Regions from separate parts of the Homo sapiens genome. Here region 1 is linked to region 2. A link is a contact called in ENCODE Hi-C or POLR2A ChIA-PET data. All regions are on one chromosome and are shown on one strand. Each heading gives the region's core, a stretch centred on a gene start or an enhancer-like site at or near the end of the contact. The rest is flanking DNA. Distances are from core to core; before and after follow the strand shown. Region 1 has its middle 100 kb from the start of TRD-GTC1-1. Region 2 has its middle 62 kb from the start of TRD-GTC1-1.

Region 1 (4,966 bases), core at 2,283-4,782, 40 kb after region 2:
GACCCATCTGTCCAACACGATACCAGAGTGCATTTAAGGTTCCCTGAACTGGCATTCACATCTATACCACTGTGTTTCTGCTCATCCTCTTTCCTCGGCCTAGAACATTCTCCCCATCAAAATGTCCCTTCCCAAATTCTATCAGTGCCTCTTCTAGGCTTTGAGAGCATGTACTGTGTACACGCTGCTATCACTGCATTTCATCCCCTATGGCTGTCCCCTTCACTGCACGGGGCAGCCCTGTAAGACAGAACCCAGTTTGTATTTATCTTTCCATTCCTAGTTCCTGTCACATCATCTGACGTGTAATAGGTTATCCATAAATTTTCAACCAGTGAAATGTGTATAAATGATGCACATTGCCCATCAGCCTGGCTGGGCACAGAGATATATTTGATGTGGTATAAAAATATTGGGAAATCAATCCATTTTTGAGATGGCCTACATGAATCATCATTAAAAAAATAAGACCTCAGTCTTTGAAACTTGTATAACATTTTTTTTTGAAACCCATTAAAAATGACAATCCCCCTTCTTGGAAATTTTGGTTAGTCACTGTTTTCAAGGTGGCATTCAGAACTAAAATTACATCTGAAGGGCTAAATTAGATGAATATCATTCAATTCCAGGTAGACCACAAACAGAGACCAACACAAAATGATGTGTTGTGAGTGATGCGTTTGATGGAGACCTTACTTCTTTAAGGTCTGTTTTTATTTCTTTCTCATCCTGGGCTTATGGATCATTTATTTTATCCCCCGAAGGCTCAGTCTGATGGTTGTTTTAGAGTACTCTGATAAGATTTTAAATGTCACAGCTCTGTGGAGGAGGAGGCGATTCAAGGTTAATGAGAACCCAGACCACACTGAGTGTAAATCCAGCCTTTGGATTGACAGCCATGGGTGACAGAGACTGGAAATGCCTGTGCACAAATAATGGATGCAGTTTGACCTTTACCTGTTGAAGCAAATGAGCTGACTCATTCTGAGCTAGATAGAACTCTGCTGGGATTAAAGTTTCAGGAAGATCAGCTGGTGATTAAGTTGTGATGGTCAGAGCCAAAGAATCCGAGAGCCAGAAGGGACCTTGAGGGATCTCTTGTGTGTGTGTGTGTATATATATATATGTGTGTGTGTGTGTGTGTTTGTGTGTGTATTACATGTGCATATGCATATATATATTTGTGTATATATAATACATATATGTGTATGTATGTGTATTGCCATCTCATCCCCTCTATGCTTAAGGCATTTAAGCATAGAAGGATTTGCAGAGATATACTCAAGGGATTTGTGAAACCCATGAAATTGTGTGCAAAATGTAGTGTGCATATGTACAATTTTCACCATCTTCTCAAAATAGGTCCCTGTATGGTGGATCGTTTCTTCCCCATTCTTTTTTTTTTTTCTGTTTTCTTTTTTTCTTCCCCATTCTTTATTTACTGTTGAGGAGAAGGAATTTTTATTTTACTCCCCAGAAGCATACAGCATGGGAACATTCCCTCGGCCACCTGGCTCACTCCTCCCGGGGGGCCATTTCTCTGGTTAGGGAAGGAAGTGAGAGTGCTTGGGTCAAGGGGTCTTGCTTCTAAGTGCCTGCTTGGCTCCTCTCCAGCTGCATGGGTGTGTGATCTGTGTGGCTGCACAGGGCACTGTGTTCAGAAGGGCCTCATGCTTGGTTTAATGCCCTGCTGTTGCCCTTTTGAAATTATTAACAACTTTTGGACAAGGGGCCCCACGTCTTCATTTGGCACTGGTCCTTGAAAATTGTGCGGCCAGTTCTGCCTGAGAGGGCATATTGTCATCTGCTCTCCAATAAGGGGAAGGCTCTGCCCTTGCGAGGGGAGGCCTGACGTTTTGGAGGAGTAAATTTCAATTTACAAGGGATGCTTTAGGAAGCCCCTTTGACTATAGAACCAAGGTTTGCTCTCCCCCTAGCTCCATTGGCATGGTGGGTGTTTGAGAGGCAGCATTGCATGGTGGTTATAAGTGTGGGCCACTACTGGGTACAAATCCCAGTTCTGCCACCTTCTAGGTGTACGACCTTGGGCAAATGATTCAACTTCATGTGCCTCAGTTTCCTATCCTGTAAAGCTTGGGTAACACTATTAAATGACTTAACATATCTAAGTACTCATGGTTCCTAGAACATAATGTTATTAATAATAGCTATTATAATTTTATCACCAGGACTCCTGTACCTTACTTATTACTTGATTTGGAATTCAGAAGGGGAAGACAGGGAGTGACTTATGGGGCTCTCTAAAACCTCAGCAGACCCTATGTCTTGAAACAGAGTAAGAACTGCTGTTAGTTTATTTATTTATTTTTTTGAGACAGGTTCTTGCTCTGTCGCCCAGGCTGGAGTGCAGTGGTGCGATCTTGGCTCATTGCAGCCTCTGCCTCCTGGGTTCAAGCGATTCTCCTGCCTCAGCCTTCCAAGTAGCTGGGACTACAGGCATGAGTGACTATGCCCAGCTACACTGTTAGGTGTTTAAAGAAGAGTCTCTCCCTGCCCTCAAGGAGCTTGTAAATTCATAATCTAAAAACTGACACTCTGGGGTAACAGGGGATAAGAACTTTATAAGAGTTAAAAATTAAATCCTTTAGGCTCAGCCAGTGACAGATGAACCCCTCTCATTAAAAGAAGACTCTTTTATCCTGTCTTTGTAACGTCCTCCAAGGGTACATGGATGGGTATTCTCCCTCCCTAGACAATAGCTGCAAGCATGTGTCTGAGAAGATGATGTATTTATAAGAGATTTGGTTTTCAACCCAATAAATCAGGCCCAGTGCAGTGTTCAGGCAGAGCTGTGAGCCTGTGACTGGCTTAGTAATTGTCCAGAATCATCTTGATTGTTCTCTGAACGCTGAAGGGGGATGATTATTCTTTCACAGCATTTTTGACCTCAGGAAGCTTATAGGCTAGTGAGGCAACCAAAATATAGGCAAGGATTAAGCAGGGTGTGCAAGGGGTAGGAACGTGGGCAGGAGAGGGGGTACTTTAGCCAACAGGGAGAGCTTCACAGAGGAGTTCAACTCACCTAAAATAAGAGTAGAGTTTCCATGGCAGACATGTAGGTGCAGAGGGTGTGTGTTTGTGTGCGCACGTGCACGCACAATGTGTGTGTGTGTGTATGTGTGTGTGTAATGAATCTTTTAAGAAAAGAGGAATTTAAAAATATTAATATGCAGCTATAGCTTGTTCTCATGGTGGTGATTGCTTTCATTTCAGACTCATCGGTGCTGTAAATGAAAATCTTAATTTAAATACTCTTCCCAACAAAGACTCCCCTGCCCTTCTTTTCTCCCTAGAATGCCTTTATTTCCTTTAAAACCATCCTTACTTGTGATTCATATCTGATTTAACAAAATTTCTCCCCGGGAGTTTATCTCTGGTAAATAGTTTTCTAGAGGACCACGAAGGCATAAAGATCTGAGAAGCCCCAAATGGCTTTGAAGTGCTCTGAGTGTAGATGCCGTGGGGGGACGTGGGAAGGAAGGAAGGATGACTCAGCAGAGAGAGGCCCGGTGTGAGCAGCAGACAACGCCCACAGCTGAGCCCTCGGCAGGAGGCCACTCACAGCTTTGAAGGCAAGCCTTTGGCTTCTGCGGGGTGGACTTTGTGAAAAGACAAAGAAGAAATGCCTCAAAATAGGTCCCAGATTAGGACTTAGAACAACATCTCTGCTGAAACCCTTTGTCTACGAGTAAAACTAGTGATGGGGCCCTGCTGTACTGAACCTGCAAGAAGTTTGCTAGGTATGAAGGTGTCCTCCGCTAGTGAGGAGACCTCAGTTTTGTCCCTGTGCTGCTGTGGACTTTGTGACTTAGGGCAAGCCCTCTAATTTCTCTGGTCTCAGTTTCCACATCTGTGAAGCGGTGCCCCTGTCTCACAGCAATCCCAAATGAGATGTTTGTAAATTGTCAAGAACTTTGGGTGTTATTTTTCCACCTCATTATAGATTTACTCTACACCATGCAGCATGTTTGGAAGCTACCTGAAAACAGGAAGAAAGTAGACCAAATTAAACAAAAAGCAAAAGAAAAATGGGGATCTCTTTGAAGCCAAATAAGAACTTGGGCAGCTTGTAACTGTGATCACCCCTACAGCCAGAAAGCCTCACGAAAATGGCAGAAGCTCTGTTTAGGGGACCACAGGCCTGTGTCAAAACAGACAGAAATGGTTTCTGTTGAAATTATATATCAGTGCTACAGTAAGGATGCCTGCCTCCCTTCCTCCCTTCCTCCCTTCCTCCCTCCCATTTCTTGTCTGTTATATGATGGGCATGGTGCTAAGAAAATGTAGGAGTTCACAACCCAAAGTGGGGAGAGGTCTTTAAACCTGCCGCCACGACACAAGGCAGAAATAGCTGGAATGGGAGTTGAGGGTTCTAGGTGCAGCTGGACACCAAGGAAGGGGCTCCCAAGACTGATGGTGGCAGTTGAGGAGTTGTTCCTTTCATTTCGGCCTGTTTATTAAGGTTTGAGTTCATATTTTGTTTGCACATGTTTGTTTATTTCTGTATTTACTTTTTGAGATGGAGTCTCACTGTGTCGTTCAGGCTGGAGTGCAGTGGCGTGATCTCGGCTCACTGCAAACTCTGCCTCCCGGGTTCAAGCGATTCTCCTGCCTCAGCCTCTCGAGCAGCTGGGATTACAGGCGTGCACCACCATGCCCGACTAATTTTTGTATTTTTAGTAGAGATGGGGTTTCACCATGTTGCCCAGGCTGGTCTCAAACTTCTGACCTCAGGTGATCCGCCTGCCTTGGCCTCCCAAAGTGCTGGGATTATAGGCATGAGCCACCGCTCCTGGCCTGTATTTGTTTATTCAGTATTTATTTGTAAAGTATTAGAAACTGGCTTTATACTGTAGACCTGGTGGACGATATCTGACCTTCATTTAGCCAGAACATACACGGACACCTGACTTTTTTGAGATCTTTTCTGACAAAACTCTCTCCT
Region 2 (5,075 bases), core at 2,144-4,643:
CATGTATCTCAATCCCACAACTGCAAGTAATTGAATTTTGCCAACAACCTAACTGATCAGGAGACAGATTATTCCATAGAGCTTCTAGAAGTCCGCTTAGTTTGCTGACACCTTGATTTTAGATTCCTACTAGAGATTTAGATTTAGAGATCCCTACTAGATTTCTGTTCTACAGATATACATTTGTGTTGTTTTAAGCCACTAAATTTGTGGCAATTTTTTAATGGCAGCAGTAGAAAACTAATGTACTCTCAGATTTTCTCACTGGGTCTACCAGTTCTGCCTTTTAGTAAGCAGGCAGGTAAGAGGATGGTGAGATGGTGTTCTTTTTTTGGCAGGGACTGTCTGCTTCCATTCTCTACCATTGCTTCTCTTGCGACTCCTCCTGCATGGTTTGGGAAGGCAGCAGAATGTTTTCCTTTTTCTTTTCTTTTTTTTTTTTTTCTTTTTGAGATGGAGTCTCACTCTTGTCGCCCAGGCTGGAGTGCAGTGGTGCGATTTTGGCTCACTGCAACCTCTGCCTCCCGGGTTCAAGTGATCCTCCTGCCTCAGCCTCCCGAATAGCTGGGATTACAGTCATGCACCACCATGCCAACTAATTTTTGTATTTTTAGTAGAGATGGGGTTTCACCATATTGGCTAGGCTAGTCTCAAACTCTTGACCTGAGGTGATCCACCCGCCTGGCCTCCCAAAGTGCTGGGACTGTAATCATGACTATGGGTGTGAGCCACTGCCCCCGGCCAACAGCATGTTTTTTTATACCACGGATTGACAACTTTGTTGTCCTCACTCTTTCTTATATATAGGCTCTAGGCTGGAGGTGGATTTCTTGATGTGTCCAGATCTTACTCTCTTAGTCACAATGTAGAGGCAGGAAAAGTCTCATTTAGCATTGTTGGACACATTTCACAAATCTTTGTCCCTTGTTGTGTGTTTCAGTGCAAGCACATGTAGACCATTTTTAAGCATTTCCGTTCCTCACCAGCTACCTGAATTCCCTCTGCCTGCATGAGGTCTGCTTGATGGAACTCCTGTTACTGATTGTCCTCTGCATTTTAGTGAACACACCTCTGATGTTGGACTATGCACTGTTGGTTCTATTGCCTGTCTGAAATTAATTTTATTTAATCAAAATAAAAACTTTAATCACATCTCTAATTATAAACCTCTCCTCCCATGTTCTCCCAGAGGCTTGAAGTAGGAAAGGAGGAGGTAAGATCTGCCTTTTTCTTCCACTCTCCACCTTTTTTTGTTTGTTGGTTTGTTTTTGAGACTGAGTTTTGCTCTTATTGCCCAGGCTGGAGTGCAATGGCGCGATCTTGGCTCACTGCAACCTCTGCCTCCCGGGTTCAAGCAATTCTCCTGCCTCGTCTCCCTAGTAGCTGGGATTACAGGCACCCACCACCATGCCTGGCTCATTTTTTTTGTATTTTTAGTAGAGACAGGGTTTCACCATGTTGGCCAGGCTGGTTGTGAACTCCGACCTCAGGTGATCCACCCGCCTCAGCCTCTCAAAGTGCTGGGATTACAGGCATGAGCCATCATGCCCAGCCCCACTCTCTACCTCTTGTCTCACTTGCTAGATGCTCTGGGATTAGCTAGGTAGGAGGAGCTAGAAGTTGAGAGCTATTTTTTTTCCTTTCTTTCTTTTTTTTTTTTTAACCTAGCCAGTCCTACTCTGCAAAAACCTCCTGTGCAGCAAACATCCAACGGACCAAGTCAGCTCCTTCAGCACATAGCCAGCAGGACATCATGGCTTATGTCTGAGCGTTCCAGAGCACAAACAGAGCCTCAGGTTTGCAAGGATAGAAGGCACCCTAAAGATCAGTTGTTTCACTGCTTCTCTTCTCCTGCTCTTTGAACTTGAATCCTCCCTCTTCATTGGTCTTCCAGGATACATATATGGCAGATCCTTAGGGGATCTCAGTACTTATTTTTTAAAAAAATATGTAAATGAGTTTTTTTAATGATTAAAAAAATTTTTTTCTTTTTCTTTTTTAATTTTCAAAAATTTTCCATAAGTTATTGGAATACAGGTGGTATTTGCTTATGTGACTAAGTTCTCTTTTTAAATTTTTTTTGAGATGGAATTTCACTCTTGTTGCCCAGGCCAGAGTGCAATGGTGCGGTCTCGGCTCACCGCAACCTCTGCCTCCTGGGTTCAAGTGATTCTTCTGCCTCAGCCTCCTGAGTAGCTGGGATTACAGGTATCCGCCACCACACCTGGCTAATTTTTGTATTTTTAGTAGAGACGGAGTTTCACCATGTTGGCCAGGCTGGTCTCAAACTCCTGACCCCAGGTGATCTGCCTACCTTGGCCTCCCAAAGTGCTGGGGTTACAGGCGTGAGCCACCACGCCCGGCCATGAGTAAATTCTTTGGGGTGATTTGTGTGATTTTGGTGCACCCATCACCCAAGCAGTATACACTGCACCATAGTGGTAGTCTTTTATCCCTCACCCCTCTCTGTCTTCCCACAAGTCGTCAAAGTCCATTGTATCGTTCTTATGCCTTTGCATCCTCATAGCTTAGCTCCCACATATCGGTGAGAACTTACGATGTTTGGTTTTCCATTCCCGAGTTACTTCACTTAAAGTATTAGTCTCCAGTCTCATCCAGGTGACTGCAAATGCTGTTAATTCATTCCTTTTTATGGCTGCATAGTATTCCATCATATATATATATATATATATATATATATATATATATATATATATATATATATATATATACCACAGTTTCTTTATCCACTCATCAATTGATGGGCATTTGGGGTGGTTCCACGATTTTGCAGTTGTAAATTGTACTGCTATAAACATGCGTGTGCAAGTATCTTTTTCGAATAATGATTTCTTCTCTGGTGGCACCTTATTCTGTTATGGAGATTTTCTTTGAGTTCTTTTGAGGGCAGGGAACAAATCTTAACCATTGCGTCAACATCAGCCCCAACTCAGAGCCTGAAGCCTTGCAGGAACTCAGTGAATGAATGAGTGAATGAATGAATGCATATTTTTGAGTCCCAAACTGGCTTCCCTGTAGTTTCCATAAGGTAGTCCTTGGGTAATTCAGAATGATTTAAATCCCCTCTCTACAGCATCACCTTTAACTATAAAAAGCTATCCTGTCCTAATTAAGTGTTTCATTCTGATTTGATATATTTTCAAACCCTTAAATGATATTCCCACACATCAGTTACAACCTTTTCTGTTTTAGTTATATAATCACCTCCTAAAGAATGTTCTGCTTTCTGGAAGACATTCAGCTTGAGGGTGGGGTGGAAGTGATTGTGTAACTATTGCAAAAGCCTGTGGTTTGAATCTTTCCAAAAGTCTTATCTCAGCAGCCCAGACGCAGTACTCTGCCAATAGTCACAGCTTCTCTGTTTCCCATTGTGTCATCTGCAGACAGCCCTGACGAGGGCGGAGAGCTCATATGGAAAGCGTCATGGTGTGTTTTAAGTGTAACAGAATATCAAATGGGACTTTTCATGGTGTCTTGAAATTTTATCTGAATCCCCAAAGTTGAGAGCAAGAGGTGATAATTATCCCCAGATTTCTGAATAGGATATTAGCACAGACATATCCATGCAGAAATTATGAAGCGACAGCAAAACTAGTATGGTGATTATCAACCTCAGTCATATCCTCCAGCTGAAAAGGAGGAAGGGGATTAGAAAGTGGCCTTGGGGTAGGGATAGTGTCATGGCATTTCCTGTTCTCTTCCTCTGGGGAAACTCTTGAGAGAGTTCAGGGCTCCTGTGGTGTCCTGGGATTGGAGTAGAGTGGAGGAGGAGAGATTATGAAGGAGTGGGTTTGTGTCTTCCGGCATTTAGGGACATAAATGAATGGAAACTAGGGTTTGCTTCCTGCCTGGTGAGTCTGGAATTTGGGGGGGTGGGTGTTGGTTGAAACCACCAGGGAATCCTAAATGAGAGGGTCATAGTGGAACCTGTTTACACAGCCAGAATTTGTAGTGGTGAGGGCATGCGTTTCCGAGGCACTACAATGGAAAACAGCTGGCCTTGAATCAGAAGTGCTGCCTATGGGGTGAAGGGACTCCAGCAATGAGCTGTTATATGCTGTACTTCTGAGCAGGAGCTGAGAAATTTGCAAGAAACTTCTGGGAGAAGGCTGGGCATGGTGGCTCATGCCTGTAATCCCAGCACTTTGGGAGGCCAAGGTGGGTGGTCACTTGAGGTCAGGAGTTTGAAACCAGCCTGGCCAACATGACAAAACCCTATCTCTACTAAAAATACAAAAGTTAGCTGGGTGTGATGGCGCATGTCTGTAATCCCAGCTACTCGGGAGGCTGAGGCAGGAGAATCTCTTGAACCTGGGAGGAGGAGGTTGCAGTGAGCTGAGATTGCACCACTGTACTCCAGCCTGGGCAACAGAAGGAGACTCTGTCTCAAAAAAAAAAAGAAACTTCTGGGAGAAGTGGGAGAGTGCACTGACTTTGAAGGGAGTTTTTCAGCCAGATGGTCCCCACAGAGAGCCTTCAAAAGCCCCACAAATGCTTCCCATTGGAGAGAGCCAGCATCTGGGCTCCTCCTACTGCAAGGCCATGGTATACTGTATTACAAGAGCATCTGCCACAAAGATATATTTGCCCTTCTTCCCTTAATCCCCCTGCTCCCTGACTGGACCCTGGAGAGCCCAGACACAGCAGAGCAAGAGGGAGCCATGTGAAAGAGTTGGAAGAAGAGCAGACAGTTCCTCCTTCCCATGCTGTAGGTCACCACACCAGGCTGAGACTGCACTGAGTACACGATTGAAGTATTTTTTTTTCTTTCCTTTTATTTTCAGGGACAGGGTCTCATTCAATTGCCCAGGCTGGAGTGCAGTGGTCTGATCATAGCTCACTATAACCTCAAACTCCTAGGCTCAAGAGATCCTTCTGCCTCAGCCTCCTGAGTGGCTAGGACTGCAAGAATGCACCACCATACCAAGCTAATTTTAAGTTTTTTGTAGTGATGGGGTCTTGCTATGTTGCCCAGGCTGGTGTTGGACTCCTGGCCTTAAGCAATCCCCCTACCCTGGCCTGCCAAAGCACTGGGAATACACATATGAGCCACG

What was found. A loop is a pair of places that touch in the nucleus more often than their neighbours do. ChIA-PET counts read pairs that join two places held with the same protein, here RNA polymerase II (POLR2A). Pooled maps may share reads with other maps.
Region 1: a map of endothelial cell of umbilical vein shows a loop between it and region 2 (5-fold over the local background). The contact joins two enhancer-like sites. A Hi-C loop is called at or near these places in 3 of 168 maps with a recorded cell type or tissue (CD4-positive, alpha-beta memory T cell, endothelial cell of umbilical vein and naive thymus-derived CD4-positive, alpha-beta T cell), 1 of 37 single-sample maps with no recorded cell type and 2 of 50 pooled maps. POLR2A ChIA-PET finds 5 or more read pairs at or near these places in 2 of 52 experiments (A673 and PC-9).

The regions. Positions count from the first base shown.
Region 1 is chr12:98,398,282-98,403,247 of GRCh38, reverse strand. No RefSeq gene overlaps it. Among named protein-coding and RNA genes, the nearest start is that of TRD-GTC1-1, 100 kb to the left of the region's middle. RefSeq lists a silencer at 1,640-1,699 and enhancers at 3,435-3,484, 3,695-3,744, 3,197-4,396. Within about 2 kb of position 3,532, at least 5 of the 41 ENCODE cell types and tissues checked have a DNase peak (open chromatin) inside an H3K27ac peak, as active enhancers do; they include A673 and endothelial cell of umbilical vein, where a contact is called at or near this core.
Region 2 is chr12:98,438,494-98,443,568 of GRCh38, reverse strand. No RefSeq gene overlaps it. Among named protein-coding and RNA genes, the nearest start is that of TRD-GTC1-1, 62 kb to the left of the region's middle. Within about 2 kb of position 3,393, at least 9 of the 41 ENCODE cell types and tissues checked have a DNase peak (open chromatin) inside an H3K27ac peak, as active enhancers do; they include A673 and endothelial cell of umbilical vein, where a contact is called at or near this core.